Linked DNA regions of Mus musculus: regions 1, 3 and 4 are each linked to region 2. A link is a loop called in an ENCODE intact Hi-C map of the cell type or tissue named here. Cell type or tissue: left cerebral cortex. All regions are shown on one strand. Links, peaks and the distances in the headings refer to the core of each region. The heading gives the core; the rest is flanking DNA.

What was found. Hi-C counts contacts between places; a loop is a spot of excess contacts. Peaks named below come from ENCODE experiments on the same cell type or tissue, not always from the same donor. Only the 100,000 strongest peaks of a DNase experiment are listed, where the experiment ranks them.
Region 1: it touches region 2 in a loop (13-fold over the local background); 3 of 42 quality-filtered maps call a loop at or near these places.
Region 3: a loop joins it to region 2, with 2.6 times the contacts of the local background. A loop is called at or near these places in 3 of 42 quality-filtered maps.
Region 4: a loop joins it to region 2, with 9 times the contacts of the local background. A loop is called at or near these places in 6 of 42 quality-filtered maps.

Annotation. Positions count from the first base shown.
Region 1 is chr19:55,358,184-55,366,224 of GRCm38, forward strand. All of the region lies in intron 3 of Vti1a (vesicle transport through interaction with t-SNAREs 1A), which reads left to right. Among named protein-coding and RNA genes, the nearest start is that of Vti1a, 46 kb to the left of the region's middle. In left cerebral cortex, for the core only: a CTCF peak has its summit at 3,506 (motif pointing right); a DNase peak (open chromatin) is centred at 4,609; H3K27ac peaks cover 867 bases.
Region 2 is chr19:55,417,733-55,425,773 of GRCm38, forward strand. All of the region lies in intron 5 of Vti1a (vesicle transport through interaction with t-SNAREs 1A), which reads left to right. Among named protein-coding and RNA genes, the nearest start is that of Vti1a, 110 kb to the left of the region's middle. In left cerebral cortex, for the core only: a CTCF peak has its summit at 4,303; DNase peaks (open chromatin) are centred at 4,310, 5,223, 5,506, 5,737 and 1 more place; H3K27ac peaks cover 497 bases.
Region 3 is chr19:55,332,470-55,340,510 of GRCm38, forward strand. All of the region lies in intron 3 of Vti1a (vesicle transport through interaction with t-SNAREs 1A), which reads left to right. Among named protein-coding and RNA genes, the nearest start is that of Vti1a, 20 kb to the left of the region's middle. In left cerebral cortex, for the core only: a CTCF peak has its summit at 3,624 (motif pointing right); DNase peaks (open chromatin) are centred at 2,337, 2,512, 3,632 and 5,386.
Region 4 is chr19:55,518,422-55,526,462 of GRCm38, forward strand. All of the region lies in intron 7 of Vti1a (vesicle transport through interaction with t-SNAREs 1A), which reads left to right. Among named protein-coding and RNA genes, the nearest start is that of Gm41871, 180 kb to the right of the region's middle. In left cerebral cortex, for the core only: no CTCF peak of the experiment used is centred there; DNase peaks (open chromatin) are centred at 4,349 and 5,114; H3K27ac peaks cover 987 bases.

The DNA.
Region 1 (8,041 bases), core at 1,472-6,471, 60 kb before region 2:
CAAGCTAAGCAAGCACTTTACCACTGAGGCACACCCTAGTTCTTGGTACATGTCCTTCATTCCAAACCAATAGAGCTATCTGTGTGACTGATGCTAGAAGCAAATTGCCTTAGAAAATTTAAAGGGGAACAAAGAGAACAATCTGCCTAGTACATAAGCAATGATCACGAAGGCAGCCATTGTTCTTGGACACCCACCAGAGCTGGACAGGGATAGCCTGTGGCCAAAGATAATACATACCCATAGACTTGGTACATCTCTCATATTTGGCCAGAGAAACCTCTTTTGGCAGTGAGTGACTGTCAAAGCCAGGACTCAGCCAGACAAAGATCTGAGAATAACTGACCATCGAGCTCTCAGTCCTAATTGAAGCACTCATGTCTCTCCCTCTGAGACTTAAGAAATGCTGTAGACTGGGTAGAAGGACTGTGGAAGCTGGTGAATGGGGGGCAGTGTGGTGGGATGCTGTCTTCTGGGTATGACATGGCTTTTGTAATCATGAACACATGGTTGCTGTGACTTCTTGTGCTGAGCCTACAGGCAAGGAGGCAGGGACATGAGAGTGGGCAAGAAGGAGCAGGTAAGTGGGTGTATATAGGGGATGGAAGACAGTAGTGCAGTGAGTGTAACTGATGCTGCCTGTCATGGTTTGAATATGCTTGGCCCAGGGAGGTGTGGCCTTGTTGGAGTAGGTGTGTCATTGTGGGTGTGGGCTTTAAGACACTCATCCTAGCTGCCTTGAAGTCAGTCTTCCACTAGAAGCCTTCAGATGAAGACAGAACTCTCAGCTCTGCCTGCATCATGCCTGCCTGGATGCTGCCATGCTCCCATCTTGATGATAATGGACTGAACCTCTGGAGCTGTAAGCCAGCCCCAATTAAATGTTGTTTTTATAAGACTTGCCTTGGTCATGGTGTCTGTTCACAGCAGCAAAACCCTAAGACGCTGCCTAAAATGTAAAACAAAGAAGAGCTAGGGTGATAGCTCAGGGGTTCAGAGCACTAGCTGTTAGCACCCACCTGGTGGCTTAGCCATCTGTAACTCCAGTCCTGGGGTATCCGATGCCTTCTTTTGGCTTCTGTTGACACCAGGCATGCAATAGTGCACAGGCAGACATGCAGATAAAACACCTCTATGTATAATAATTATAATAAGTATTTAAAAAACGAGAAACGTCTGAGCATGAGAAACTAGATTAGCTGTATAGAGGTTCTCTTTAGAAGCTGCTTTCATGGGTTTACTCTGACACTGGTTAGTTAGCTGTTTGAACTCAGCAAATAGCTTTTTCATGTTCATAACTGAAAATGGGAATGGTGATAGTGTCTGCCTGGTAGGACTGTTAGGAAAGGAAGTTGGCATATATGCCTGCAGACTCAGCTTTCACAAGAATACCTCAGCCCAGTGCACTACGAAATATATTAGCTGCTGTGTTTTTCAAACACAAGTTAGGTTGACTTTTATGTAATGTCTTGTTCCTTTCTAGAAGGCACAATCTAAATTTGGCCAAGCCCCCAGGAGAGAAAGCCTCTCTGGCCAGAGATTTCTCTGATGTAAGGCCACAAGCTGCCTTTGCTGACTCTGTGCAGACACTGCTAATTACTGACTCTCTAGGTGAGCAGCACTTCTCTTCCTGTGTCCAGAGAGTGGGTCTAGAGGAATCTGCACAGCGATCACATGAGTGAGATGAATCTTGTACACAAGAAAGGATGAAAGAACTTGACTTCTCAGGTTGATAGTTCTTAAGATAAGAGACCATGACACTGCTTTCAGTCGGCGCCCTGTTGCTTGTGTTGAATGCTGTGAGACCTCTGGTAATTCACCCCTGGGTAAAGTCTGGTGTCCCTTAGGATATTTGCAATCTTTGTTTTGTTTCTTTCACTGGATTATCTACGTCATAAAATACTTTCAGGCCAGTGTTCAGTGTAAATGACTTTTTGGGCTAATAGTGGCCGTCATCAGCAGAACAAACAGCTTATACTGGCCAGAGAATTGTTGTGTGATTAGACCGTGATTGATTGGTGGTCAGGCTAAGTTCTTCTTTAGGAGCCTTCAATTCTAAAGTGCAGTTATTGTACAACTTATAGATGTCAGTGCATATCGATGTTTCACCTTGTAAGACCATGAAAGGTGACTTAACTATGCTTCAAAATGGATACTTCCCTCTTGATTGATTCACCTCTGACTCATGGGAAGCTTCCTGCTGCCCCACTACCAACCACTGAGAAAGTCAAGAGAGACTCCTTGCTTCTCAGAGTTTCTAGACACTTTCTGCAAAACATTTTTTTTTAATAAGATGGTATGACCAGTTAGATGGACAAGATGTCTGTGCCTTAAGAAGAGGCTGAAGCCAGGCACCGCATAGCGCAGGAAGCCTGTAGAGTGAGTATTTACTCAGACTATTACCTGGCTGGTTCTGAGAATTCATTCAGGGTTTAAGTGAAGTAAAGATAGAGTGGGTGGTGCTGGCGTCTGGGCCCAGTGGCTATTTGTCTTTGTTCACGTGACTTTTGAGGGCTGGCATCTTCCAGGGAAGACTCTTAGAGAAGCGTCTGCTTAGGTGGTGGGTGCGCTGCTCAGGTAGTCTGTCACTTTAATAAATGTCCTCCTTCCTAGGCCTTTCTGCCTGAGTTATTCCACTCTTACCGCAGGACTGAAATGTTACCCAGCAGAGCTTTGTCCAAAGAGAATCACAGTGGCAGGATGGTGCTATTGATCCATCATTCATCTGCTGGGGGTCAGCACCAGCTTAAAGAAAATGCAAAAATCCCCAAGCTCTGTGGAGAGTGGCATTTTCTCGTGTGTGCCTGTAAATATTCTTGCATTTAGAGGAAGCAGAATATGGCATTTAAAAATATGTATGAGGAGAATTTTAGGTGTTTAGTCTTTTTTTCTATTGTATTTCTTCCCACTATAGTAGACATGATACCTCAGAAATGACCTGCCGGGCATGGTGGTGCACGCCTTTAATCCCAGCACTCGGGAGGCAGAGGCAGGCGGATTTCTGAATTTGAGGCCAGCTTGGTCTACAAAGTGAGTTCCAGGACAGCCAGGGCTATACAGAGAAACCTTGTCTCGGGGAAAAAAAAAGAAGAAGAAAGAAAAGAAAGAACTGACCTGTGTTTGGGCCCCTTTCTCAATTTGTGTCTTAACTCTCTCTCAGTTTTCCTTGACAACCCCTTCATGGAACTGGATGTCGTGGTCCCTTGGACTCTCTCTGACCCTCCGTTTTCATGGTCCATTGGAGTCTCATTTTTCTGCCTTCTTATTAATGTCTGAAGTCCTTGCTTTCAACTTTCATCCTCTTATTCTCTCATTAGTTTTATTTATCTTAACTCTAAAAACATGTTGTTCAATAAAACTTTGTAGCTTTATTCACAGAATTTCCCTCAACCTATCAGGAGCCTTTATGTCTTTTTTTTTTTTTTTAACAGATTTATTTATTTTTGTATCTAAGTACACTGTAGCTGTCTTCAGACACACCAGAAGAGGGCATCAGATCTCATTATGGGTGATTGTGAGCTACCATGTGGTTGCTGGGATTTGAACTTAGGACCTTCAGGAGAGCAGTCAGTGCTCTTAACCACTGAGCCATCTCTCTAGCCCCCTCTTTTATGCCTTCTTAAAAAATGTCTCTAACACTTTCAATTTTATAAATAATTAATGTATTTCTGTTTTTTATGATTAAATTATTTTAATAACTATAAATCTCTCCATTCTCTGTAGACAGATTTTAGGTTAGAGCTCATAAGATAGATTTTTTTTTAAAGTAAGAAATGTGATATTATTTCTAAGTATTTCCTCCTGATCAATATTTTCATTTGCTTTGATTTTTAAGAGCACTGTATTAATTATTGTATTTCAATATTTTATTACATTTTATTTTGTTTATTTGTTGTGTTTGTGTCTATGTGTGTGTGCCATCGCATGTGTACAATGTTTTCTGCATTGACGTCTTCTTTTGTTTGTTTTCTTTGTTTAGAGAGGGTATCACTACATATCCTTGGCTGGCCTAGAACTTAGTATGTAGACCAGGCTGGCCTCAAGCTTATGGATTGCTTGCTTATGTCTCCTGAGTGCTGGGACACAAGGCTACAGCCAGTGCCCTTTATCTACTTTCTAAGTGTTTTTTACATGAGCCATGAAGAGGTTTCTTAGGGGATACTTAGCTCCTGAGTTCACCATTTACCTGCCCAGTTTTAGAGGTTTACTGATTGTGGTTAAGCAGGCAAAACACTGGTCCCTGCCATTGTTCAGGGGCCATTAGTGACCCCTTCTTACTTTGCTTGTGTGTAGATCTGCCCATATGTCTGATGTCACATATCTCCAGAAACTGGGAGTGGAAAGGGCTCACTGAATTCTTGTTCCCTCTCACAGGGTAGAGAGTGTGATTGCTCCCCGTGGCATCCCTGTCAGCATCCTGGCCAATCCTTCTTCTCCCTTGGGAAACGGTTCAGTTGTTTTGGAAAATTCTGTAACCTTGAAAATTTCCTATTATGTAAGCTATCTAGCAAAATATTCATAGGCAAGTGCTGACGAGTTTTCCTAAAAATACAGCCTGAAGTTCTCTGCCACGGAGTTAAAATAAGACCCCGCAGATGCTTGGGAGGGTGCTGCTGGCGTGGTGGTGGTGGTGGTGGTGGTGGAGGTATGAGTATGACGAAGATGCGCGTGGAATTCCCCTTGCCATCTGCTTCCCATCTTGGTTCCTCCTTCTGACTCCCTCAGGTTTCCAGTACAGGTAACTACTGGGAGTGAGTTTTCATGCATTTCTCCAGATCTGTATGCAGACAAGAGCAAGTGTACATTTCCCGCCTCTCCTTCCAATGGAACAAAATGGTGCTTGGAAAAAGTGGCCGATGGTCTGTGTGATAGCACACGCAGCAGCTCTTCAGCCCTCGGGTAGGTCTGAGGGAGGTCTCTGTATCAGTGAGGAGCTGGAGCGTTCCTTTGCTTTCACGGCAGCAGAGAGCCTGTTTTATGAAGTCATCAATTGTATGCCATCAGTCACATGAACAGCTCCTTATTCCATCTCTTCTTCCGGGTAATTGACACAATTTTAAGTATTTGGTTCTGTCTTCTCTATTTAAATTTTAGTTATACTTCTTGGTGTTATTTTTTTTGACAATTCATATGGAGATTACAGTGTGAGCCTTTAAGTTGTTTTATCTACTTTTAAATGGCATCATCGTGTTACTTTATGAGCAGCGTGAGGCTCATCGATAAGAACTCCATTTGCTTGTCTCCCAAACATTTTACTTTTGCCATACTATATACTCTACCTTTACGTATGCTGTGCACTTCATGACACGGCTAGAAAAAATGTTTGCCTCCAAATTTACTCTGATTGGAGCTTTTTATTTATTTTTTTACAATTAATAAAAAAAAATCTTCGATGCACATAACATTTTTCTTTCTAGGCTGAGTGGAAGGCAAGCACTTGGCCCCTTGGCAACATCTCTCGGGGGGCAGCTTCATTAGAGAGGAATTCTTTCAGCTCTCACCTATCTAAAATGTCATTTTATTTATGCTGTTGCCATTATAATGGTATAGACTTGGTGTGTGAAAGTTTAGCCTGGCTGGCACCCTCTTCCTGAGTTTTAAAGACCCCTTACAGGTCTTTGGATTTTTAAAGATTATATACCATATGTCTTATATATGCATATAGTCAATGGCCAAACAAGTCAAATGAGTAATGTTTTACTGAAAACCAGTGACGGTCCAAAAAACACTCACCTGTGTTTGGGCCCAGCAGTGAGGCTGGATCCTTGGGGCTGTATATGAGGGTGTGCTACTGTTGTCTGTTCGGTGTATGTATTTGGAGCCTGAGTTTGAATTGCCTTTCAGCAGGGCTGAAATCTTTCAGCACAAGTGCGTTTCTAGAGGCCCTGTGTGCTTCTGGGTTGAACCTCCAGCTTTATAGTCCTACTGCCAACCTCTTGAGTCTCTGGCAAGTTCTCTGTGTTTTCTGTGGTTTGGGGGCGTTTCTGTCTTCCCTGGTGCATAGGCTGAGCCTTGTGCCCTCCCTCGCTTATGCCAACTGTTAATGGCCTAAAATTCTGGAGTGTTTCAGATAGCCTTCCATAGTTCCTGTGCCCTAGATCTAGCCTTTAGCAGCCACGATCGCAGGTACCTTGTACATTGGTCTTGGCTTTGATGTCTTGCATTGTACCTTAAGATGACCACATCCTAAAATGTGAGGTGTCTTGGTGCTGTCCCCACACCAGGCCCAGAGCTGGAGTCTTGTGGGAAGAGGGGTGGGGCTAAGGGAAATGTCTCAGCTCTCCTGCTGTGTGATGTGGAGGGGCCTCTCTCAGCTCTCCAGTGCATTCGTTGGGGGTCAGTGAGCCCACTACATCATTCTGTAGCTTGGGTTTTCTGAAACTCTGCCCTGTGTACCAGGCCCCATGCAGACTTTGAAGTCTGTTGGGTGATTTGTTGGTTCCTTTTTACTGAGTGTCCATTGAACTTCCAACCAGTGCAAAAGGAGAATACTTAGGATCTCTTTTATGACAGGGTTATGACTTTCTGGAATCAACCTTATTTACTTAAATAACTACTTAAAAGATTGTTATCTTTATATGATTAGCTTTATGATAGGTATTCAAAACTTTGATTTTGTAGTTTCTCCTACTTGTTCGTTTGCTCATGTCTAACAGTGTTCTTCTGCTTTCTAACCATATTCTGAGAAGTATACTTCTTCCGTATATAACCCCGTAACCTTTGCTCCTTTGAACAGTGTCTGTCTGAGGGTTCGTCTTCCAGCAGCTGGATTCTTCCTGTTTCTCCACTCTGTTTCAAAGCCCCCAATCCAGGTTTTGTGCTTTTGAATGGTTTGCTCTGGCTGGTGCATTTTGAATCCAGCTGCTGCTCGGTATTCTTGTCATCTTCTGAGCCGTGTCGTCTTCCTTGTGTGGCCTCTGCGTGATTTCATTAGCTTTGGGACACTTCTCCATATATTTGTGTCTGTGAATAAATATCTATTTTAGTTTTGCCTTAAGTGGAGATTTTAGAGTGTATTTGTTCTTATTCCTCAAGAACAATGGGTTAGGGAACCTCAACATAGAAAGCTATGACCACAGAGATCATTTCAGACTTTACTACAAAGCACGCATTTTTATTCCAGATACGTTGACTGAGACATAGAGATACTGCATCCTCCCTGTAGCTACACAGACAGGAGCAGAACTGAAGTTTACATCGCAGTTAGTTTAACTCAGACTATGAAGTAGTTTGCTGATAATCAAGTGCATCGCCTTTGACACTTAAATGTTGTATTGCTGTGTGAGTTCTTCAGAGCTTGAGATAAAGTATTTTCTCTTCAAGAGACAGAGAGAAGGTGAGCGAGAACCAAAGTTCTTAGACAATTAAGAGGTTCCAAGTGGAGAAGGTTTCTATCACATATCAACAAGATCAAAGCTAAAAGACCAAAACCGAAAGCCCAAACTGAGTTCCAGGAGCCAAGAGGAAGTGGATAGCTGACTGGTCCTCATAGTCAGGGAGACTTGGGCCATATCTGCTGTTAGACGGGAGTGCCGATGACAAGTCCAGTTTAGCAGGCTAAAATGAATAGACTCACTAGTGGCTGCCATCAGAGTGGTTTCTTTTCTCAAATGTCTCTTACGTGATAAGCAGTGGACTCGTTGTTCTATAAGGTTTATTTCAAGCTGCCCTGAAGTACACAGGGTTCTTAATCAGAGCTAGAATCTGAGCTCAGGCTCATTATATGCCCGAATCTGAGACTTGTCTACTTTAAATATGTTTCCATCAAAGGGCAGGAAGTCAAACTTAATTACTGATAGCCACTAACTCCAAAAACCATACTAAAGTATGGTGCCAGTGTTACAGCTTAGTGGAATTTGCCTAGTATGTTCCTAAGCCCTGAATTCGATTCCAAGCATCACAAAAAGGAAAAAAAAAATGTACATATGATATGAGGCAGAGATAAAAACAGAGAAAATAAATTACCTTCCCAAATTTACATATTAGAGTTATACTGAAGGCACCTTGGCTCATGTTAGGTTCTACAAGAGTCTTCGGTCCA
Region 2 (8,041 bases), core at 1,528-6,527:
ATTTGTAGGTCCTTTTTCAAATGTAAACTGAAATGCTGCTCTAAAGAGCCTCATATTCAAATATATCACTACCCTTTGTGAAAAATGAAACCAGAGCATATACTGTTTGGGTACAGGAAAGATTGTTTAGAAACCAATGGCTGCCTAGAGGTTGCATATTTAAGGTAACAGTCAATCTTTATTTTTCCCTATAGCAAACACAAAACAAAAACCAAAGCAAGACCTCCTATGTAAAAATTAAGGAAGGAGACTTCCTTCTGGCATCCCAGTAGGAAAAGGATGCTAAGGACTGAGCCGTGCATGGCCTGTCCTGCTGGGCGGATCTGATTTCCAGCTGGGTCAATTAGTATAAGATGCAGTCCACTGCTCAATGGATATTGGACCATATTTTGATACAAGACAATTTTTAAAGTTGCTCCTTTAATGAAGGAAAGCAAAGTATTGAAATAAAATGTTTAAATGTCAAAGGAAACTATCGTTCATGTATTAGTTCGTTCCTCTGGAGATACTAAGACAACAGTTGAATATTATGTGGTTAGCGGGATACGTGTTTTGGGTGCTAGGCTAGAACCAGTGGTGTTGAACATGGCAGGCACACACACACTTCAATACTGAGGGACACGGTCAACATTTTTGATCCATTTTCTGTGTCAATAAAGAAATGTATTTCAAATAAAGAACCATCTATTTCAGAATTTTTACACATTCATCCTAAAAGAACTCTAGTAAAAATGAAAATGAAAGAATTTTAATAGACATACAACATTTACTAAGTTGTTCCTGTGCATCCAATACCGTGTCGTAAGAATTTACACTGTTGGAGCTGGGGAGACAGTGCAGCAGGTAATGGAAGCTGAGAGACCAAGTGGCTTCTTTAGAATCTCATAATGGGCTTCACAGTCCCCTGATCTGTTTTGTTTGTCCCAAGCTCTGTGTAAATATCCCCCCCATCCGGCTTATCCCATCCAAATTTAAAGGAAAAACTAGGAGTGTTCCATGGATCCAGTGTCTGTCATAAGGGAACTTATTTATCTATAACATAGAACACCAGTCTTGGACAAATATCTTAGGGTCCCTTAAAAGTACCCATAACAAAACCCTACATGTTAAGGTAGTTGTTCCCAGGAAGCAGTTTATTAGGTCATCAATTACCTGGCCCTGTGTGACTAGAGGAAAGCCTCTGTCTCTCCTTGGCATTGCTGAATTCAAGGAAGACAATGCCAGCATTGTTGTGCTAGATAGGCTCCGCATGGAAGGTGTGGGTGGGGCTGGGCACTGTTGAAGGCATCCCACACTTAAATCCTCAGAAGCAGTTTGTTTTTGCAGTCTGCACTTGTTTGCTTATTTTATCTCTTTATCTTGAACGGAAAAACTCGAGGAGACTTGACATCATAAGAAGAGAATTGTCATTAAAGAAAGAGCCATCGTACTAATTGTAAACAGCCCAGGGAGTCCATTTGTAAAAGGAGCTTTAAGTCAATTAAATAAATAAATAAATAAATAGGAAATGGTCTCCACTGTTTAATGGGGCAATGACATGTATTTTAACCGGATTGCTGTGAAATGAAAACATTCCATTTCACCATGACATGAGACCAGTGAGGTGCTTTCCACACCAGTCATGCTTCTGGTTCATCCAGGGACGGAGTGCAGTCACACCAGTGGTGGAGTGCGCGGTGGGAATGGTCCTGGGCCTGAGGGAGCATGCCCTTAGCCCAAAGCATAAGGACTGGTGTTTTATACAGTCCCGCTAGCCAAAAAGCTATGATTGGAAGCCACGCTCAGCACAAAGCTCATTGCCTCCAGAGCAAGCGAGTCATGCCATGCCATGCAGTTTTCCCTGTGACACACAGTAGGCTCCTTGCCTTCCTCTGCTTTCGTGGTCAGTTCCCTACACCCAGTGACCCTGCAGGATTCTGGATGTACTACAGTGTAAGTTAACTGGGAAAATACCAAACAGTGGCCTCTGACTAGCTTCATTATTAGACATCAGAGAACAATGACATTTGCATGTGGAGTAAAGACTTGCATCCTGAACTCCCCACCCCCAAGGAAAGGAGACTTACAGATCTGCTAGAATTCTTAACTTGGGTGCAGCTAGTAGAGGGCAAACATAAAGCCAAGAAATGCAGAGTGTATGTCTCACTCTGCTGTCCATGTGGCTTTTTCCGGTTTTCTTGGAAGATTCTCCATATTTTCTATCAAAGCTCAAAAATAAAATTGGATGTTAGATGAGATACATCTAAAAATCTACTTGTTAAAAGGCCATTTAGCCCAATGGATCACTCATACTACATAATATCAACCAGAGATCTTTACTCCAGGAATCTATATTTCCTCTACCCTCTGTATCTTTTTCTTTCCCTAATTTGAGATGGATTTCTATCACTTGGAAATGAGCTGGAGAGCACACGTGACATGCACACCTGCTGCCTGTCACTCAGCACACAATGATCTCGAGTTTTAGACAACTTGAGCTGTCTCAGAAATAAAAAGGAATGGAGAAATAGATAAATGCCTTCTGTTACCCTTGGATTTGGGGAGGAATGGTCTCCATCGTGCAGATGCTGCCTGGGCCCTTCAGAGGATGGGAAACTCCATGCTTGAGTGTTGAGCTGCTTTTCTTGCATGTACCCCATTCATTCCAACCAATCTCTGCAGGTTCATAGGGAATTCTGTAATTTTAATTATGTTTTTCTATTTTTAAAAAACTCATTATATGCCTTGAATCATTTGTTGCAGATATTTGAATTTTAAAAACAAATTTAAAACAATCCTCACCAGATAAGTCTGAGGAATGTCACCTGACAGCTATTTATTATTGGTGTAAGCAGATGAAGAGGAGGGACTGGGAGTCTCCGAATCCTTGCGCTGTGCGTGGCTGGTTGGTTGGTTGTGAGATGGAGGTCTCAGTAGCCATGGTGTGGCTGTGGGATTAAAGAAGTACATAATTCTAACCATTTATAAAGAGAAGAATATTTCAGTGCTACAAATTGAGCAGCATTTTTACCTCAAAGCAAGTGATTGGCCTTTAATAAAGATATATTTTAGGGGAGAAGTATATGAGTGTGTGTGAGTGTGTGTGTGCGTGTGTGCTTCATATCACAGTTCATATGCACACAATAATATTGGTAAAATTTTCCTACACTAGCATTTACACTTTCTAACTGTGCTAATATGTTCTAATAGCATACTTTAAAAAAAAATGCCAGTCTCAGTTTCTAAAGTCATTTTATAGTCTGTCCTCAAGGTCACAGTCTGTAGCTCGTGTTAGCGATGCGTGGATTTAGAACTCTTAGCTCTAACTTAACAGCATGTGTTTTCAAGCAAGATAAGATGGATGCTGAGAATTTCACTGAAAGTCAGCATGCTGTGGATGCTGTCAGGTGAGGTCACACAGTGTAGGCCTCGGCTTGGCCTGCTACAGGTCAGACTAGGAGGCTGAAACAGCACACACTTCCCACCGTTGAAGAGCTCACTAAAGTGAGGCTGAGGTGCTGGAAGGTTCAGTTCCTATCGGATCATTCCTCTACTTGCCATTCATTTCCTTCCCCGTGTCTCACGGTAAGGGGCAAGATCTAAGCTCTCCTCTTCATGTAATCTCATTGCTAAAACACCCCGCCTTCTTGAATTCATGTTTTAAACTGTCTTAAATATTATTTTTAAAACTATAATATTCTAAGCAGTGTCTCTAAAGTCTTGAGTTTGGTGTGGTGGATATAGTTTTAAGTACGCAGTAAAATAAAATGCAGGACTACTGTATCTTATGGTTGTGAAATGAGGACCTTTCCACAGTTTAACATTTCTGTAATTCAGGTGTGTTTCGCTTCCTGGCATGTGACAGACTGGACGCCTGAGCACTAGTGGTGAGTGCTTGTCAGTGTGAGCACTAGTGGTGAGTGCTTGTCAGTGTGAGCACTAGTGGTGAGTGCTTGTCAGTGTGAGCACTAGTGGTGAGTGCTTGTCAGTGTGAGCACTAGTGGTGAGTGCTTGTCAGTGTGAGCAGTGTGGGTGAGGACTCGGGACATCGATGAAAGACAGGAGGAGTTCAGACGTGTAGACAACCGATGCGGAGAGCTCTCCTGGAAGACTCAGCTTGTTTGTTTGCTTGTATTTCCCTTTTCATCCATGTGCAAGGATGGAATCTCTCTAAGCGAGTCAGGAGAGATCTTTGCACATTTAGAATGAAAAGTTTTAGTAGCAGGAAAGCACTGTGCTATAAATGAACTGGCAGCCAGTTTCTGTGTCGTAAGGAGGAAAGAGGTGTTAGATTAAGCAAAGCAGCCAAGGGATGAAAGTTAGCTCACATCCCGCCTACAGGCAGGTGCAGTGCTGGTTTGCGGAAGCATGTTTCTGCTCAGTGGAGTTAAGTAAGCTCTCCAAAAGGATGGCAGTGGGAGAGAGAGAGAGCATTTTGGAGGCAGAGGAATTTGGAAGAGATGATGGAGGATGTGGGGGTGATCATGGAAGCCAACGAAGAAGAAGCCAGTTACAGTAATTAGCCACTACAGATGACCAAAGAGTCGTCTAGTAGCTCAGACATGGCGGCTCTGGCGAGGAGGGGAGCCTGAGCAGTGGACCAGAGAGAGGCCAAGAGGAAGCTAGAGGATGGTCGGAGCAGGCCCAGGGGCTCATCTCAGGCTCTCGCCACGCTCAGACGACGGTGTGGTTCTACTCACGTGCCCGCTGGGTGTAGTTTTAAGCACAGATACCCATTTCAGATTGGCAATACCCTGTTTTTTACTCTCTCGGGCCCATAAGTTTGTTTTAGAAAACTCTAAAGTCTGGAGGCCATTTCTCCACTGGATGTAATTGTAAGCATATCCGCTTTATCAGGAACGTGGCTGCATTCAGGTCCGTTGTCCTGGGCGCCTTTGTTGGCGGCTGCATTCCATGGGGCTCAGTCTTTCAGGCCTGTGTGTTTACTAACTATTCAGATGCCTTGTGGCATTCACACAGATTATGTAAAATAAAAAAAAAAATACATTATTAAGGCCGTGGATGCTGTGAATGGATTATTACAATCTGCCTATCATGGTAATGGCACCTGTTAGAGGTGTGATACAAAAGCAGTGACAGGCAGTGTAATTTAGTAATTGTGGCCATTGTACCGAGTGACTGGTCAGTTCACCAGGCAAGTACAAAGGAGGCAGTGTTACGGCAGAGCAGGGGTGGGCAAGCCTAATAGAGAGAGTTAGTTGTGTACTGAAAGAGACTTTTGGTGGAGGGCTAACTCCCAGGGGGCAACTTAGAATGAGTTGAAAAGAACGAACAGAATACAAAACTGGTACAGGTTTTCCTATTTCAGCTCTTAAAGTGACAGACGACTTACATGGATGCACATTGGCAGGACTTTTTCTTGCTGCCAAAATAACTTATTTTTTTTCCCTCCTAGAATACCCAAAGTTGCCTGTCATTTGGCAGTCACATATAATGTACTCTTGTCTTCTACTGTCTGTAAAGCATACTGTGTGAAAGTTCACGCTGAGCTTTCAGAGCGGCAGATGTACTGAGGTTTGAACAGACTGCTTGCCTACGGTCCACAGCATATTTGAAGAACACATAGGTTAGCCCAGATAGAAGAGACAGGAACATGTATATCCTTGGCTTTATTGGTCCTGCCTGCTCACCACAACCTCATTATTATTAATTATCATAGAGGATTTTGCTACTACTACCAAGCGTCTACCGTGGCTCCCTTGCCATGTCTGCTGTGCCTGGGCGTGTGCGTGTGTATGGTGCAGCAGCTCCCTTGCCTGTGCCAGCTTGCTCCCCTCCGTTCTTTCATACAACTCAGTAGTGATTGACAGTAGGGTGAGCTTCTCAGGCTGTGTACTAAGCACATCGTACAGCCAAGCACTTCTCCCTCGTGCTTCTGCATCAACCTGTGGGCTACGGCAGAGCCTCTGCCCTTTTCAGCAGGTGGGAACAGAGGTTCATAGGGGTCTGTAGCTCTTGTCTAGCAAGTTGGACTGACATCTTCACACTATACATTTATATAGAGAATTTTCTATAGGAGAAGGTTATACATAGAAAGAAATGTCTGTGCAGTAACAGTACAATTAATTCCATAGAGTTTTGAAAGAAAGTGACCATGATATATTGATATTGGATGAGTTTTGATAGCAGACTTACCCAAAATAGTCTAGAATGCTATCGTAGGCTGGTTCTTCATTTCAACCCACCAGTAATATTCCTAAGAGGGACTGCTTGACTCTTTCTTTTCATTATATGTGGGCCAGCTTATACAGAATATAGAACCTTGCTGCGAGCCAGGCCAGTGTTAAATAAGGGACACACACAGGAAAATGGGCGCCACAAAATGCTGACTCACACCTCTTAGCTTGTGTAAGTGGTGCCGCCAAAGTCCTCAGCGTGAATGGGCGAGGTACGTGGCTGCTCTGAGTCACAGTAACAGGACTTTGGCCATCAGCCCATTGGAACAGACATTCTGCTTACAAGGATGCCAGCCATAGAGCACTGGTGTGAAAGTTAAAAAGCCGTCTGCTTTGACTGAACTGAGCAGCATTGCAGCTTGGTACTTATGTTTGTGCCAGTTTGGCATCTGAACACTCTTCACAGGGGGGAAAAAAAAGATAACACTTTTGTCATTTTCGTGTGATTTGGCAAGGTGGAATATTCTTAAGGTGTAAATGTACTTCCTCCGTTTCCCAGAAAGGACCCCAGAGCTACCCACTGGGAATGATGCAGGGTTTTATATATGGTATCAGGCTTTTCACGGATGAGTGTGTGTGTGTGTGTGTGTGTGTGTGTGTGTGTGTGTGTGTGTGTGTGTGTGTTTGTTTTTTTGGGAGGGTCTGCTTTTTTTATCATGCCATGCCAGTTACTTTGGGACCATTAGCATATTGACTTCCTTTATGGGAACAGTTTTCTGAGGCTCAGACCAGGCTCATTGCACAGAGTGGGCACTGGGCACCGGCCGCAGACAGAGCTGAGCTGGAGGTCAGTACTCCAGCCTGCAGACTGCACACGGGCTTCCTGGGAGGCAGAGGTCAAGGATGTGGCCACAGGCCTGTGTGTCCATCAGCCCTGTTTGTGTACACTATATAAATGGTAATGTGCATAAACACCGCCCTCTCGCACTGCATAATTATATTGATTGCTGAAAAACAAAAACAAAAACAAAAAAAACCAGAAACACCAGAAACCGACCAAAATATCACAAGATGCTATTTCTAACACAACTTTGCTCTTTCTAGCTAAGTGTAGACACTTTTTTTTTTTTCCTTTAAAATTATGTGTTCTTGTTTCAAGCATTTGGATGATGCAAAACAGATTCTGTGGCAATGTTCTTTTTGCAGCCGGAAGTTATCCAGGTGAGCTCTGCGCCTCTCCCAGACTGATGCTTATTCCAGGTCTTTTCTGTTACTGGTGTGAACTTGTTTCATTTAAAAAAAAAAATCTAAAAAAAGTAAAATAAATTAAATAAAAAATAATTCAAATGACTTCTAAGGACAGCTAATTTTTGAAATTTGAGGGTTTTTTTTTTAAATGATTAGTCAAATTTAATAAGCATCAGTGAGCATTATTGTTTTTTTCTGCTTGGCTCCGAATGAAGCTGATTTCTAACAGAGACTTAGTGAGTTTTTCAGCCAAATAAAGTAAAGGCTCATTCTGAGATGTGTGCGACCCTTAATCCCAGCAGCCAAGGATGAAGTCCTCCTCAGTCTCCTACCCCAGCTTCCTCACACCCTGCTGGCCTTTGCTTCTCCCTTTGCTGCTCACCGAGCCCCCACCTCAGAGACAGCTCAGCAGTCAGACAGTCACATACAGCAAGGCTCCAGAGCCCGAAGCCGCAGCTCCCAGTCCCTCGCCTCCTGCACCCCCATTTCACACATCCTGCTATTACAGCACTTAGGTTCAGGGTAGCCACTGCTGATTTGTGTCGGCTAAAAATGGCCTGTGGTTTTTTAGGAGCAAACATCTTATTCTTCTACAGACGTTGACATTTGAGCTCAGAACCTCCACATCCATAACGTTAGCTTGTTTTTTCGTGGCTGTCTGGGGTAGTGCTCCCACT
Region 3 (8,041 bases), core at 1,665-6,664, 85 kb before region 2:
GGGAGAGAGATGAACATGGAGTTAGTCTACAAAGACCATGATGTCAGAAGAGTCAAAGAAAGTGAACCAGCGAAAGGCGAAAAATACTGAGCCGAGGGTTGTTGGGTCCCCCCCCCCCCACAAATTTAAGATTGTATCTTAACAAAACATAAATAAATAAACACCTTTGAAGTTGCTGTTGTTGTTTTTTAAGCTACAAAGATGTATAAGCTGTTAGGCCAAGTCTAAGTAAATAGAAAAGAATGGAATAGTGTGTGGTGAACCAGGATGAGAGTCCTCAGGTCTGTTAAGTGCTCAGCTTCTCTGGGGTTGCATTGTGGTGCTAGCACCATCTTGTGGTTGATTTCTGTCACTGCACTTATTTCTTGCCAGCTGGGCTTGCTTAAGACAGCACACAGCCTAGCTAGACTGTGAGGGGAGTTGGAAGCAGCACTCCAGCCCCAGTCTAAGTTCACTCATCTCCCAGGTCACAGGTGCCAGAAAGCTGTCTGCCCCTGTCTGGAAAGGCTATGTGATGTGGTTGTTAAGCCGGCTCCCAGCACAGAGCTGTGGACATCAGAGAATGGCACTTGTATGGACAGTCTCAGCAGTGAGGCTGAGTGAATGCGCCTAGACATCCAGCTGCCTGCAGACTGCTGGGTCAGTGCCTTAGGTCAGGGTTCAAAGGGTGCTGCTCCTACCTGCACCGTCTCCGCAGGCGCCGGCCCAGTGGGCTTGAGCACAGTCTGTGCACGCCCCCTATTTTTCCTTCTGAGACTAAAGTGTGAGCGAGGAGGAGGAATTTAAATTTGATTTTTTGTTTGTTTGTTTGTCAAATGGTCAGGAGCTGAGTGCTTTTGTTTACATGCTGTCTTCCTTGTCCCTGCAACATCCTGAGATAGCAGACTTGTGATCTTGTGGGACCTGTAGGAAACGGCTGAAGCATGCTCAGGTGTGGGTGGTCTCAGCTGTAATGTGTAGCAGATATCACATACCTGAACCTTCTTCAGGAACACGCATGCATTCTAACAAATACAGGAGCTGGTGTGGTTAACGCTGCATTTGAAGTGTAGGCTCACTGCATTTGAGAGACCAGAAGAAGGCAAGAAATGGCTCTCACGTGTAGCCCGCAGCTTCCCTAAGCTGCGCCCCGGCAGCTGCTTCCCTTTCCGTGGACACTGAAGACTGTTAATTGACGGGCCTCGTAAGACTCGCTGTTCTAGCAAGACTGTAGGTCAGAAGAATAACTTATATTTTTGCTTTTGTTATCAAACTTGCATCATCTAATCAAAAAGATAACTAGGCCAACTACATGGCATATATGTTAATGTTAGACCCTACATGTAGACAAATACATGTAATCTTTGTAGTGTTTTTTTTATAAGCCTTAGCTTGATATGGTTGGGGGTTCTCAAGTACAGTCCTGGTCCCACATCGTATACCAGTATATAAAATAAAAAGCCTCTCCTTATTAAGATTTATTTACGGTCATGGTAAATCTCTTAGCAACCCCAGACCTGTAGCACTGGATAGAACCATCTGAGCAAAGAAACGTCCCTTCTCCATGAACATGTCACCGTTTATAACAGTTATACTCCTTCATTCTATATAAAATGTCAGAATATCCCAAAAGATTTTAAAAAACAAGATCAACTTAGCCTTATTGCTCCAGGAGAATCATGTTTTACATTTTGGATGGCTGTTTTCTAATCTCTCCTTTCCCGTAAATAGCTTTACATAATAATGATGTCACACATCCATATTTTAAAAATATATGTTCTTAATGCTTCCATTTTAAATTTCTATAAACTCTAGATCATTTTAATGGGAGCATGTTGTCTTCTCTGTGATGTTAACTCTTGTTGAACACCTGTATATTTCTATTTATTTCCTTCACACCTTACTGTGCTGCAGTGAACGTGTCCCCGTAAGATTTATAATCTGGAGCATTCGTAGAAGACAGATTAATACAGAGTTTTCAGTTTTGCAGTTCACCACTTGGCAGTTTGTTCTGGACTCTGTTCCTTAGGCTTCTCTTGTAGGTCATTTCTGCTCTGTTCTCTGCTTCTCCTCCATGTTAGATGATGCCAAGAAATAACAACTGAAGTTGGACCAGAGCGGAGCACCTTCTGTGTGTTGCTTACTGAAGTCTCAAACCATTGTAGGAGAAAGTCTCTGTGACTGTGGGGCTTGTATTGTTGGGACTTAATGCTAACTTTCGAAGTGGGCCATAATAGATTTCCCTGATCTATAAAGCTCTTGCACAGACTCCAGGGTGGAACGCAGCTGGGATTCTTTTTCTAAAGTACTTCCGCTAGGAAGATTCCCAGTGTTGAGGCGGCTGGCAGACCTATGTGGGTCTCCCAGCTGGCTGAACTCTAACTCACTGACTGTTTCTGCTAGGCATTTGCACAAGCCTGTGACCTTTCTGGGGAAAGGCAGTGGTCTGTTTAGAAAGCTTCTGCATGTGCACACATGCTCCTCCTGCAGAATAGGCTTTGTCAGGTCCCACCAGGGCAGGGAGTTAGAAAGCGGTTATGCAAGCAGCCATCTTTGCTAGTGAGATTCTTATTTTAGGCTCTTAGCCTCGGTAGCTCTACATAGATGGGCACAGGTGGAGCGGCATGGTGGGTAGGGAGACGCCAGAGACGGTTTTCGGCTGTAACCCTGCCTTCGGTCCTGGGAAGCAAGTGTGCAGGGCGCTTCTCTGGCCTCCCCACATAGCAAGTATCACAGGGTCATGCCCTTGACCCTTCCCCTGTCATGTGTGCTTGAGTGAAATAGTATTATGATCTTGGCACTCTACGAATTGTATTGTTGGGACTTAATGCTAACTTTCGAAGTGGGCCATAATAGATTTCCCTGATCTATAAAGCTCTGACATTTTCCCAATGCGAGTAATTTTATGATGACCACCTCAGACTTGAGACTATTGATTTTAGGCCCTGTAGACTTTGGTGACCTGTGAAAACAGCTTCCATATTCACCGAAGCCATGGCGGCCAGGCCATGTATGTCCTGGAACAGATATGTGTGCACCCACATATGCATCCTGTGTCGACTTATCTATCTTTCAGTGTTGTCAGCGTCTCAGATGGCTTTTGTTGTTCAGTTAAAAAATTTCCTTATGTGACATTGCTTTTTAAAAAATTAAAATTATGATGCCACTTTATGATTAATGAGCCATTTTTTTTTACTTAGGCTTTATAACATTTTGATTTGTCTATGTAGTTGAGGTATGTATTTTCTAGATAGAATGGTAAATTGGTGTTTGTGTGTATGTATGAGGGCATGCTTATGTGTGTTCATGTGTGTGTGTGTGTGTTCATGTGTGTATGTGTGTTCATGTGTGTGTGTTCATATGTGTGTTCATGTGTGTGTTCGTGTGTGTGTTCATGTGTGTGTGTTCATGTGTGTGTGTGTGTTCATGTGTGTGTGTATGTGTGTTCACGTGTGTTCATGTGTGTGTGTGTGGCTTACTGGTTTTAGAAATTTTCTCTGTTATAATCCTTTTTATTGGCCAGCTACTTTCAAACTTTTCTGTTTACTTGTATTTGTGCTCTCACTTGAAAATAAGAAAAATGAGTAAAAATTTGCCAGACTTAACTATAAGCCTGTGACAAACTTGACTTTTTCATTGGTCACTAGATGGCACTGTTTGTTTGCAGAGTGCCATTAGAAAAAAAAAAAAGGAAAGAAAAGAAAGAAAGAAAAGGAAGGAAGGAAGCAACTATGGTAGTAACAGAAATTACTGCCTCATGAATAAAATATTTCTGATGGGATTTGCATTTCTATATTGGCTGAAGACACTGTGTTGAATGTTTTATTAACCAGCCCAGTGCAACTGTCAGCCTATTAAAGAGATCCAATGGTCCCTGTTTAGATAAATAAACTAAATAAATCCAATTCGTCAAATTGTGTTCCTGGCTGTTTATTTTCCATTCTTTTGATGTACAGTTTATTTTAAGTTAAAGCCACATTGGTTTAAAAATTAATGGGAAAATGTTACTTGGTGTTTGGAACATGAAGAAGCTAATTGCCATAGTCAAAAAGCCATCTCTGTTCTAATGTTAAACTGTTCACTCATAAATAGTAAACTTTCCCCTGGTTGCTTACACACTGTCTCGTGGTCAGAAGTCACGTGGCCCCTCAGATGGACGGCCAGAGACTGTGCGGTCAGAAGTCACGTGGCCCCTCAGATGGACGGCCAGAGACTGTGCGGTCCTCGTCTGTGTGCTGCTCAGCCTCCCTGGCATCGATGAGCACTGTGCGCGCCTTACTTGGTTTCTCCATGGCGCACTCATTTCTCAGGTATGACCCACAATTCCTTGGGCATCACAGTAGCTAATTCATTTCTAAATGAATGTCCTCTCTGAGTGCATCCAGCATCAAAGGGGGGAAGATGACAATGAGCAACGATATTTCCCGAAGAAACCAAAACCCTCAAGGTGATGACTCCATAATAAACCGGTTCCCCTCTGTTCGTTGCCCTCCTAAAGTTTATGCTCAAGGGAAATTCATGGCTGTATAATATAACACTACCGACTGAACTAGATATTTCAGACTTAGGCCCTAGGGCTACAACAATATTTGAATAAGACACGCCAGGCTTGTGCTTTGCCAAACTAAAATCAGTTGGTAACTTGAAATGATACATAACGGTTTTGACATCTCGTTTCTCTCTCCGTGAATCTTGACTTGCTTTTCATGCTATTCTTACTGTCTTTTATCCAGTTCTGTGCCGGCGAGGTTCAGAGCACAGCTTAAAGTGGGTTAGGCACTTTTGACTTTGCTCACAGCCTTTCAGGGCATTCAGCTGGTGCTGATGGGGACTGTGCCAGATCTCATCTCCAGGGGGAGGTTTTCAAGCTGTGCAATAGTAGCTGAGGATGTGCGTTCTGTCAACTATTTTAAGTTTGCTTATACAAGGCGTTAAAGTAGGGCTCGGATGGACCATGCCAGACTTTGCTATTGATTTCAACTTAGTATAAACCTGGTGGGTAGTGGACCACGTGTAAAAATAGTTTCATTTTTGTTTGTTAGTTGGCTTGAGTTTGTGTCCTTCGGAGGCTGGAAAAAAAATCATACTTAAGGGTATAAGAAATTTAAAATATGGAGTGAAATTGATTTAAGAGTTTTATTTTTTCCCTCAGGCTTGGTTTTGTTGTGAACCATCCAGTTCATAACACATTTAGCCAGTTTCTTAAAGTGACCTCTGTGGAAAGTGGAAGCGCAGATTCCCTTCCTTGATGTTTCTCTCCTCTAAGGTTTGCTTGTTGGGACTTTTACGACTGAACATCCATTGCCTCTTCACATACTCACCAGCGAACAAGTTTTGGTTTTCCTCTTCTTTAGTGTTTTTCACTCTGTGGACTCACTGTATGTTTTAAGGCAGCTGCATATTGTCTGTGAAGCGCACGCCCACACTTTTCTCCCCGGCTCGTGGTGCTCTTACTTCACCTACAAATGCATTTCAGCTGAAGGAGAGTGTGTGTGTGTGTGCGTGTGTGTGTGTGTGTGTGTGGGGGGGGGGGTCATACTCGCGGTCACATGATATTTGAACTACACATAGGAAGAGGAAAGTTTCCATCTCTCAGTTAGAAACCTACAGGTTTATAGGTGCTATTTCAGTGAAGTTTAAACTTTGCTTTCTTTTCCTTACTGAAGGAATGTGGCTCGGGGGTAGTCATTGCAAATATGGTCTGATTCAGGTATTCTATTCAGAGGCTTTATTTACACTTCAAAAATATCAGGTAAATATTGTTTCAGGTTGCTAGAAGTAGTTAATACCTTATTTTTTTCTTATATTCTAAGTGAGCTAAATTTGGTCATGGACCATGTTTTCAAGACACAAGTGGGAAATAGCGAGAAGGCACAGGGCCTGTGGTCTGGGCCCTCCAGCATGCGTGCTTTAGTTTCCTGATATGAACCTTTGAATTCTGCCCACATACAGGGGAAGGATGGAGGTCCAATAGGATCGTTAAGTATAAAAGCACTTGGAGAGCTGCATTAAGTCTTAGTCGGCAAGTTCGCTGTGTACAGACCGTAATCCTATAATTAAAGAATTTAAAGGTTAAAGTATCTCAAGGTCAGAAGATCCTTGAAAATCCTAAAAACTGTAAACCATCTTCCTCAGGGCTCCAGGGGCCGAGCTGCCAGAGCTTACACAAAGGAAGGAGGCGCTCAGTCTTCCATTGCCTTCGCAGACGTGGCCTTCGTGTTTGGGTTGCTTTTGTATGTCAGTACATTTTGTTTTGTAAAAGACATCTTAGAAATTAATCTGTGGGAACAGAAAGCAAGCTTTCTCCTTGACCTTGTGGGAGTAGAGGCAGAATTAAAGGTAGAGAAATTATGATATTATATACTTTATGCCTTTTTATCGTATGCATTTTATTACTCTTTAGAATTGTCTTTGCGCCAAGTTTTCATCTGGAGTTCAAAATACACATGCAGTGTCTTTGGCTTTCTTTCCTATTCTTTCTCTAGTTTCTAATAATTGACTTCCCTGAAACCTTCAGAAGTTAGTGTTGTAACTAGAGGCAGAAAAGGAGTCTGTAGTTTTTCCCTAAAAATTGTCATTAACATGAGCAGAGTTCATGCTAGCATGCCTAAGCCAACAACCAAATAGCCCGGTAGTTTAAAAGCTACCGAATTTCCCTCCCATCTGTTGAGAATTTGTTCTGAAACAGAAACAACATGACTTGAGCCCGGTTCCGACAGTAAAGCACATATTTCAAGGGAAAATTGGGAAGCTACGTAAGAGAACTTATAAGCTGGTAATGTTTGGCTGCTTCGTTGAATTTAGCTTTAGATGTGAAACTTCTCAACCATTTGCTGCCGTTGGTTTGGGTGTGGGCTACTGGGAGCTAAACCTAGGGCCTCACAGGTGGGAGACAAGCACTTAGCGAGGGATCGATAGCCTCAACCCCAAATTTGCATCTTTTCATATTGATTATAGCCTTAGTGATTGTAATCCTGTGGTAAGCAGAATTGAGGGGTGGTCATTAGGAGAGTGTGTGAAAATACAGAGAAGCATCCAGCCCAGCATGATGGCTGCAGACGGGCTTGAGAGAAGTGCCTTGTGGGAACTGGCGTCCAGACTGAGCCTTGAGAAGGGGTTTGAGAGATGAACATAGTCAGCTGAATGACCAGGATAAACTGCAGGACAGGTTGGAAGGTTAGCAGGGCCCACTGGGGCAATGAGAGTTTGGAGCTGGTTAAAATATTCTGGGCACAAAATACAAAGTTGGTCTCCTGCCTTTGTTGCATGTTGGGATCTGGGTATCTTTAAACATCCCTGACACCAGATGGTCTTCTGCGCACACACGTGTGACTGTATTGGTGTAGGTGTGATTTGTACATTGTTGTGATGGCTTTTTTAGGGCAGCTCCTCAAGTGATTCTCTATACTTGTGAATTTGGAACCGAGTAGCTGATGTAGGAAGCTAAGACAGAGAGCTAGGCAAAGCCCCAGCCCCGTTTGGATTAGAAGCTTGTGCTGGGTCACTTGGTAGCTTTGCACCTAAAACAGGGAAGTTCTTTTTTCTGTGTGAATTTGAGTTTAATTTTAATTTCTTTTTGCTTTTAAAACCCTAAAATGATTTTAAATAAAAATTTTAATTACAAAAAAACCCTGTTATCTTATAATTACATTGTATGAAATTTCCTTAAAATTAATTTCCTTATGGTATATTTAGGTTTTATGATAATCTTTAGTTGGAGGAAACAAAGAAGATATGCATATATAATTTTTCTCTCTAGGTGGCAAAGTGAATATTTTAAATTCTCAGTTGAGCTTTGGATAAAACAAAGGCAAGCTGTGAGTTCTTAGCTAGTACTGACTGTGGCTTTGACCTGGAACCCAGAGTCAGTGCACTATAGTGTCTTCATGTGAACACTGCATTTTAAAAGCTGCTATTTCAAATGCATCGGGCCAGGCTTACATTTTCTTAAAGGAAACACAGGACTCTCTGTATATGTACATATGCTTGTGCTATTTCTGGATTCAGGACAAATAATGTATACTATACACAGGTGCATGCATGAGAACACATACAGTGCACA
Region 4 (8,041 bases), core at 1,666-6,665, 100 kb after region 2:
TTTATGTGGTTCTAATTCCAGGGTAAACAAAACTTTACATTCTGGCTGCTTCTCTTTTATTCAGCGTTATAACTTGCACTACTAACATTACTTTGATATTGTGGGTAAAAAAGTGGGTAATTTAAAGCACTGGCTGACATAGTTGCATGCACCTGCAACTCACTGCCCCAGATCCATCAGCTCTGTGAGGAGGAGGAGGAGGAGTTCTGTCCACCCCTCGCTGGTGGGCAGTGGGTAAACACAGTATCCTGGCTAGGAGCTCTTGGCATTTTTTTTCTCTCTCCTGATTTTTATTTTACACATATAGCAATGTCAATGCAGATGGGAATATTTTTAAAAAGAAAATTTTAAAAAAAGCACACTGCTAATGGAGGAGCTAGAGAAAGTACCCAAGGAGCTAAAGGGAACTGCAACCCTATAGGTGGATCAACATTATGAACTAACCAGTACCCCGGAGCTCTTGACTCTAGCTGCATATGTATCAAAAGATGGCCTAGTCGGCCATCACTGGAAAGAGAGGCCCATTGGACACGCAAACTTTATATGCCCCAGAACAGGGGAACGCCAGGGCCAAAAAGGGGGAGTGGGCGGGTAGGGGAGTGGGGGTGGGTGGGTATGGGGGACTTTTGGTATAGCATTGGAAATGTAAATGAGCTAAATACCTAATAAAAAATGGAAAGAAAAAAAAAAGCACACTGCTATAACCCAATATGACTGTAATTATCCACACACAAACTTTTTTTTTAACTCTTTTTTTTTTGCATATGTTGACATTTTTCTTTATGTGGTTCTAATTCCAGGGTAAACAAAACTTTACATTCTGGCTGCTTCTCTTTTATTCAGCGTTATAACTTGCACTACTAACATTACTTTGATATTGTAGTTAATGGAGTCTTTTACATCAAATGATTGTGACATTTATAGAGACTCGGGGAAAGCCCAGCAGCATGCATTTGGCATTCATTGCCTTTTTCAGAAAATACAAGGGCTATCTGTAGTTTGTCTCAGAGATCCTCAGCCGGCATCTGAGAAAACCCTCTTTTAGGTTGGGTCCTGAGGCATACCTGTTCTGCTCCAGACCGTCCATCCGTCCATCCGTCCGTTCAGGCCACTTGCATAAGTGGATTTCAAGTGTTTGGTGACCATCTGGATAACACTGTGCATAAATAAGCAATGATGTTCTTTGCTCTGTGGTGAAGATGTCTCTGGTCAGCATACTCTCACAAGAAGGTGTGAATGGTTTGGGTGAAGGCTCCGGCATGCACTTGCCATATGCCAGAGTATGTCGCCACTGTAGGGCATTGCCACCAATGTGGTGTTGGGCTAACCCAGCAAAACTGGTCTGCACCTCAAGGGGAACTTGAGTTTCAGGATAGGGATCAAGAATGCAGTGGGCAGTTGTGAGATGGGGGAGTGTTTCCCATCTGACAAAGTCTAAAGAAAGAGTAGGCCAGCTAGCTTCACTCTTCCCGAGCCCAGCCCTAGGGAAGGTGATGGCCGATCCCTTGTTATGTTTTGTGTTTCTTCGGAGCAAGTCTGCTTGTTTTGTTTTGTTTTAATTCATAGCATCTGCATAAGTGGTTTTTTTTTTACATACAATAAAATTCACCCAACTTAAGTATTATCTTAAATGGATGTTGGCAGTTACATACAGTTGTAAAACTACCGTGACCCACAGAATATAAAACAGCCCCTCCCCCCTCTACTGGGTTTCCCCAGCTCAGTTCTGTCCCTGTGCTGATCCAGGCAGCTGCTCTGACAGCAGAGATCTGCTGTCTGTAGAGATTTATATGGATGGAATTCCATAGCATGTTGTCCTGCCTTGGCTTCTTTCACACACTGTAGAGCTTCTGAGTTACACCTGTTTTGTCACGAGTTAGTTATCTCGTGCCTGTTAATTAACATCCCAGAGGAGGGTGTGGTAAATTTACCTATTTATGGCTTGGTGATGGGAACTAGATGTGCTGCCTGCAGTTTGGGAATAGTATAAATAATGGCACTGCAACCTTTGTGTACACATCTTTCTGTAGACATAGGTTCATTTTCTCTTGTGCAAGCATCTAGGAATGGGATTAGCTAGGTAAATAACATGTTGAACTTCACAAGAGCTTGTCAATGTTTGTGTCTCTGTGTCAGTGCAGGAGACTTCTGGTTATCATGCACTTAATTCTTGGTGCATCCAAATAGATGGCAGCAACTCAGACCCTCTTAAAATAGCACATGGTCTCCTGGTCACCCTAATTCCTGTTTGACTGCTGGCCTTCCTTGCCATCATGATGAAATTCCCTTACATGAAGCAACTTAAGGGAGGGAAGAGTTATCTGGGCTTGCAGTTTGAAAGGATACGACCCATCATGAAGGAGCCAGTAGTGGTGTGAGGCAGCTGAGCACATTGCATCTATGTTCAAGTAGCAGAGGACAAACAATAAGTGAGCTGTCAGCCATGACTTCATGACCCACCCCCAGGGACCAGCTTCCTCCAAAGAGACCCCGCCTCTTAAACTCTCCACAGCTTTCCAAACAGACTCATGAACCTACGGGAGACACTTCACATTCAAACTATAAGGCAGATTCATTCTGCTGGCAAGAGTACTGCCCACCTGTCATTTGAATGTACTTGACCTTAGCCACACAAGTTGTTATCAGCCATTTTACACCCCTGTCATACACTGCAGGGAACTGTGGGCTGGGCCTGTGGGATGAGAAGATTGGAGTTGGAATGGCTATCTCTTGCCACTGATGTACTGCCAGCATAGACTGCTCTGCACCCAGTATGTCCACCTGTAAAATTCAAGGTTTTAGTCAAATGATATAGACCAAAAAAAAAAAAAAAAAAAAGATATAAACCGTGTTAAGCACTTACCACATGGCCAGGCCCATAGAAGACACACAGTGCAAATGGTTGGAATAGCCAGTGACTCCATAGTGTATAGGTGTGTATCACACTCACCCTGCACACCTGTGTTCCTATGCCAGCTCACCAGTGAAGTGCAAATCTCAGGGCTAGACACAAAGATGTGCAGTATCTAACAGCAACATGACACTGGACAAACTGCTTGACCACTCTGAGAGAGCTAATTCATCAGACAGCCAATCCTAGAACATTTAGTTTCTACAACTGATAAGTTCTTCCTGGGTTGATTTGGAGGTGGTTGGTCTTATACATGGTTTCCTGAGACAAATGTTGAAATCAAGGCAGATCCTAGCTGAACTTTACCACACAGCAGTATATACCACTGACTGCACATTGTCATCCGCCCCCCCTCACCCCCTCCACTGAAGTCCCTGCCATCTCTCCTGACGGTGAGGAGTGGTAACAGCTTTAGTGAAAGGTTCCCATGAGGCCAATGTGAGAATGTTCTAGCAACGGAAGTCGTCTAAACTTCTAGTCAAAATTAGTGATAAAAATCTTCCTGCTAGACTAAGATAGAATCCAGCCAAGGACAGAATTTCATAGAGACCCAGCGGGGTCCCCTGAGAGACTGATAACCTTTCTCACGTGTGATGGACGTGCTAATGACGAGGCTTCAAGCCAGTCCTCATATTTCAGTACCATTTCTAATGTATTAATCCATCATTATTAGCTATGCTAATTAAGAGTAACTAATTAATAAGATAAAAAAAAGCTGCCACACAGTCTTAACTGCCTCTGGAATTCTACACTTCATTAGTCTTTCAAACATTATCTAAATACCTGAGGGAGGATGTAGTCCCATTCAGATATCAAGCCCGAGTACCCTGGGGTGTGGATTAAAACTAACTACTGCACAGCAACTCTCCATCAGAAGCAGTTTAAGGGTAATTGCAGTGACACATGGCTTCTGAGATTCCCAGACTCAGGAATGGAGTTTGTGCCAATTCTTCATATGATGAGTCTGACAAGGTGCTGGGCTGGGGGATTCTCATGCTCTGCCTTTCACCTAATGGAAACACCCCAGGCCGCACTGGAGCCTTTCCTTCTATGTCCTCAAGGAAGTGCAACTCGGGAACACTGGAGATCTCAGCTGTGTAGCATGGTGACCCTGTGATGGCCCATGGGCTGGCCAACATCTCATGAATGTAGGTATCCATCTCTGTGCAGCACACTTTCTCATGTATGTATGCATGTATGTATGTATCTCTGTGAAGCACACTTTCTCATGTATGTATGTATCCATCTCTGTGTAGCACACTTTCTCATGCATGTATGTATGTATCCATCTCTGCGAAGCACACTTTCTCATGTATGTATGTATGTATGTATGGTATGTATCCATATCTGTGAAGCACACTTTTCCTTCTTTCCAGGTTGGGTTCAAGCCAGGCCTTAGTCATACTAGGCCCATCCTCAGCACTGAGCCACCCTCCCGGCACACACGTTTTTTTTAAACTCTAAGACTCTCCAACTTTATCATACAGTGTTGTCCATGAACTCATGGTTTAATGCACTCACTATGCATTTTTTATACATTAAAATAAATGCATAGTTTAAAATCTGAAATAATCTAAAGGTTACTGAATGTGTCACATAAAAAAGCCATCATCCACATGCTGCCTGAGATAAGCCAGGCCCTCCCTCCCTCCAGTGGCCTGCACACAGCATGCGGGAGTGGGGGGGCGGGGCATTGCTGTGTTGTCCTTGTTGGGTTCCTTGCCTGTCTCCCAACTCTGACATGGAGACCCTGGAGGGCAGGGACTGGCTTTCATCTCTGCATCACCCTGCCAGTGAGCTGGGCTCGTGATATGCATCCAATAAATGTTTGATGAATGAAAATCTCCCTTGTGATTAAAATATCATCAGCAAATACAAATATTTTCTGTTTTCTCTCACTTGGATTCCTAGCCTCTGATAAATTCTTGAAGTACAAAAACATGAAAGAAAACATAGGTAAGAACAAAATGTGTGGAGAAGAAGTAGGTTTGTCTGTCACCAGTCACTTCATTTCACATGATAAATGCCCAGCATCAGGAGCACTGAATGATAGAAAGTGTCAATGACTGGATCGGGCATAAATGCCATCACCTTCTGGGGTAAAATATCAAAGGCAGGAATGGAATCTTGTCCTATTGAGAGCCTCTGTGCATGGCAGTCTCTGGGAACAGAATGGACAGCAGGGGAGTGGGCGAGTGCGCGGGCAGGCAGGCCAGTGAGGAAAGGACACAGACTTCTGCAAGCGAATTTAACTCCCTGCTTTTTGGTAAAGATCTGTGAAGAAATGGGAAGAAGAAAAGTGTATCGTGTCCAGAAGCGTGTTGGCGGGTGGCAGCGTTGGTCTTTTGGGGTACATTTTTACTTCCCAACACCTTTAAACAAAGTAGATGAATCTGTACTTAAAAGTGTGGGTATCAGTTTGACAGTGGTCTCAGAGAACAAACACTTGAGGTTAGATCAGTTAACCAGAGTGATGACGTCACGCTTCACCCTTAACACTGGAAAGGTTTTGAAGTTTACCTTTCTACTGATTTCCATAAATGAGAAGTTTAAATTTAAGAAAGTACTTAACATTGTGCTTACTCTGAACCTCTCCACATGGTGTTTGCAGTTTTTAATCTACCCTCAAACATGTGCATTTAATTACAGAAAGGGGGTTTCAGTGTAGGGGTGAGTAATTCTATCAGCATTACTAGGGAGCCAGTAGGACAGAAAGAGCAGGGACAGCGAAAGGCAGAGAAGTTGCCTCATGACACTGGCAGGATGGAGGGAGGTTGGGACTGTAGCTCAGTGGCTGCAGCACTCGCCCGCCGTGCACAGGCCCTGGGCTTGACCCCTCAGAGTCGCTTACACCAGGCATGGTACTGCACCCCTCTAATACCAGCACCTAGGAGGTGGAGGGAGGATGATCAGAAGGTCGTCTCTGCTAGGTAACCAGTAGGCCAACCTGGGATGCATGGAACCCTGTCTCAAAAAAAGGTTTGTTAAAAAAAATATTTAAGGTGAAAAGATAAAAAGGCCTGTTTGCTGGGTAGGGGGAAGTAATCTCTCTCTCTCTCAATAATTGCTGTTGTGAGCATTTATTTTACTCTTTCCCGTAATAATGATGATTGTTTTGTCATAAAACTCAGAGACAATCCCAGCTCCAAGGCAAAATTCCAACCTGTGTTTGGGACATTCAAATTCATGCTATTCCCTAGCAGGCTCTAAAGATCCTCACGTCCAAACATGATGCCGGCTTATTGCATACAGTTTCATCGTACACTCGAGCCTTTGGCAGGATCATCGGAAGGGAGACACAAAGATGGAGGCTTGTGGGGAGCACCCTGAAGGAGTCCTGTGTGCCCACAGATAGGCACTACCCACAGTTGCCCCTCACCCAACAGCCAGGAGTGAAATGCCCAAGGCTGTGTAGGTGGGAGAGCTGCCACTCTAGAAGGCCTTCCTCTCCGCACCCCCAGACCCCTTAGCTAGCAATGAGGGCTTCACAGGACAGAAGGCTAAACTCTGCCTCTGATCATTTGGGGGTTTGGTTTAATTTGTTGTCGTTGCTGCTGCTGCTGCTGTTGCTGCTGCTGTCCTCAGCATAGTTTGATTGAAAGTACAAATTGTCATGAAAGATTTGCAAAGAACCAGGTACTGCACGTTGCTGTACAGTGCGAGCTCTACGAAAGATCCTAGAGTCCCTTTCCCTCCACACGCCTTCAGTCTGTTGTATCCCCTGAGAGGGGTACCCAAGAGAAGGTATGAGGAGAGGTGCTTACACGTGAGTCAGTGGACATGGCAAGGAGACAAGGAGTGTTACCTCAGAGTCAGCGGCTCCACTGAGGCTCTTTTTGTTACTCAGAATGGCATTATAGGTTTCCTCCACTCCAGACTTGAGCCTTTCAGTGAGTGCGACTGGTAACAGATGCCCTGGTGCTCAGCTAGCATGGTTTAGGATTTCTGCAGCAGGGGCCTGAGCCTGGCTGACATGTGTCTGGCAAAGCTCTGGAAAACACCCTCTGATTTTGGATTAGTGTGAGCAGAGAAGAAACTTGTTGCATTCTGAATTTGGTTCTCACTGTTCAGACTGAAGTGGCTGAACACTGAAGAAACTATATTCAGGGAACAGATTTTCTCTCTGTGCTCACTAATGTGTGCTGCCCAGACCATTAAGACAAGCAAACAGGAAGACAGTATTCAGACCTGCCAGGCTCTGACGCACAGCACCTGGCAGTGCCAGGGGCTTTAACTGTTTGTTTCTTTCTCTGTGGTTTTTGTGTGGTGGTCTCCACGCAGAAGGTGACAGAGAAGGCAGTTGTTTGTATTTTAATGGTTGATCGACTTGTTGTTTTGACATCCAAACTAATGAAATACAATTTTCCAGTTATGATTAAATATTGTTTATTCACTGATCACTGTGGTTAACACTGAGAACAGACCTCATTAATTAGCACTATAAGGAATTTAGATATAAACTTGTGGATCTTCTCCTTTTATTTGTTCTTTGCAGTTTGTGTGTGTGAGAGTGTGCCTCTGTGTGAGTGTGTGTGTGCATGTGTGTGTGTGACAAGTCAGGTCCTGGAGACCCAGGCATCCGCCTCCCTCCACTTGCCAGCACTGGGGTTCCAGAAGCACACCATGGGCCTGACTTTTAAATGGGTGCTAGGGATCCAAACTCCAGTCCCCAAGTTTGCACTTTACTGACTATGCCACCTCCCCAGCTCTGTAAAAGATTATTGGATTGTTTGTCTGTTTTCAGAAGAGAAATTCATGGACATAAATATTTGTGTTTGTGTATTTGTAGCTTTGTTTCATAGGCAAAAAACAAAAGTAGAGCTGAGGTGTTTTCCCTTTGCAGCCATTTATTTTATACTCTTCTTCCTGCTATCGAAAGGCATTTGAACCGCCCTGATTTTTGCCTGCTCTTATTCTTCCTCAAAGTGTGATCTATCTAGAGTTGGGTGTTTATATTTTAAATTCAGAGGATTCATTTGCTTTGGAATGGAAGCTTCCAGAAGCAATGTTGACTCATAAGCTATAATATTTAGCAAATATTATCAGACATACCTTAAAGCCAGTCTTGGTGACGTTTTTACTATTAAGTAGAACTACCAAAACCCCACGTTTGTTAAGTCATGCGACTAT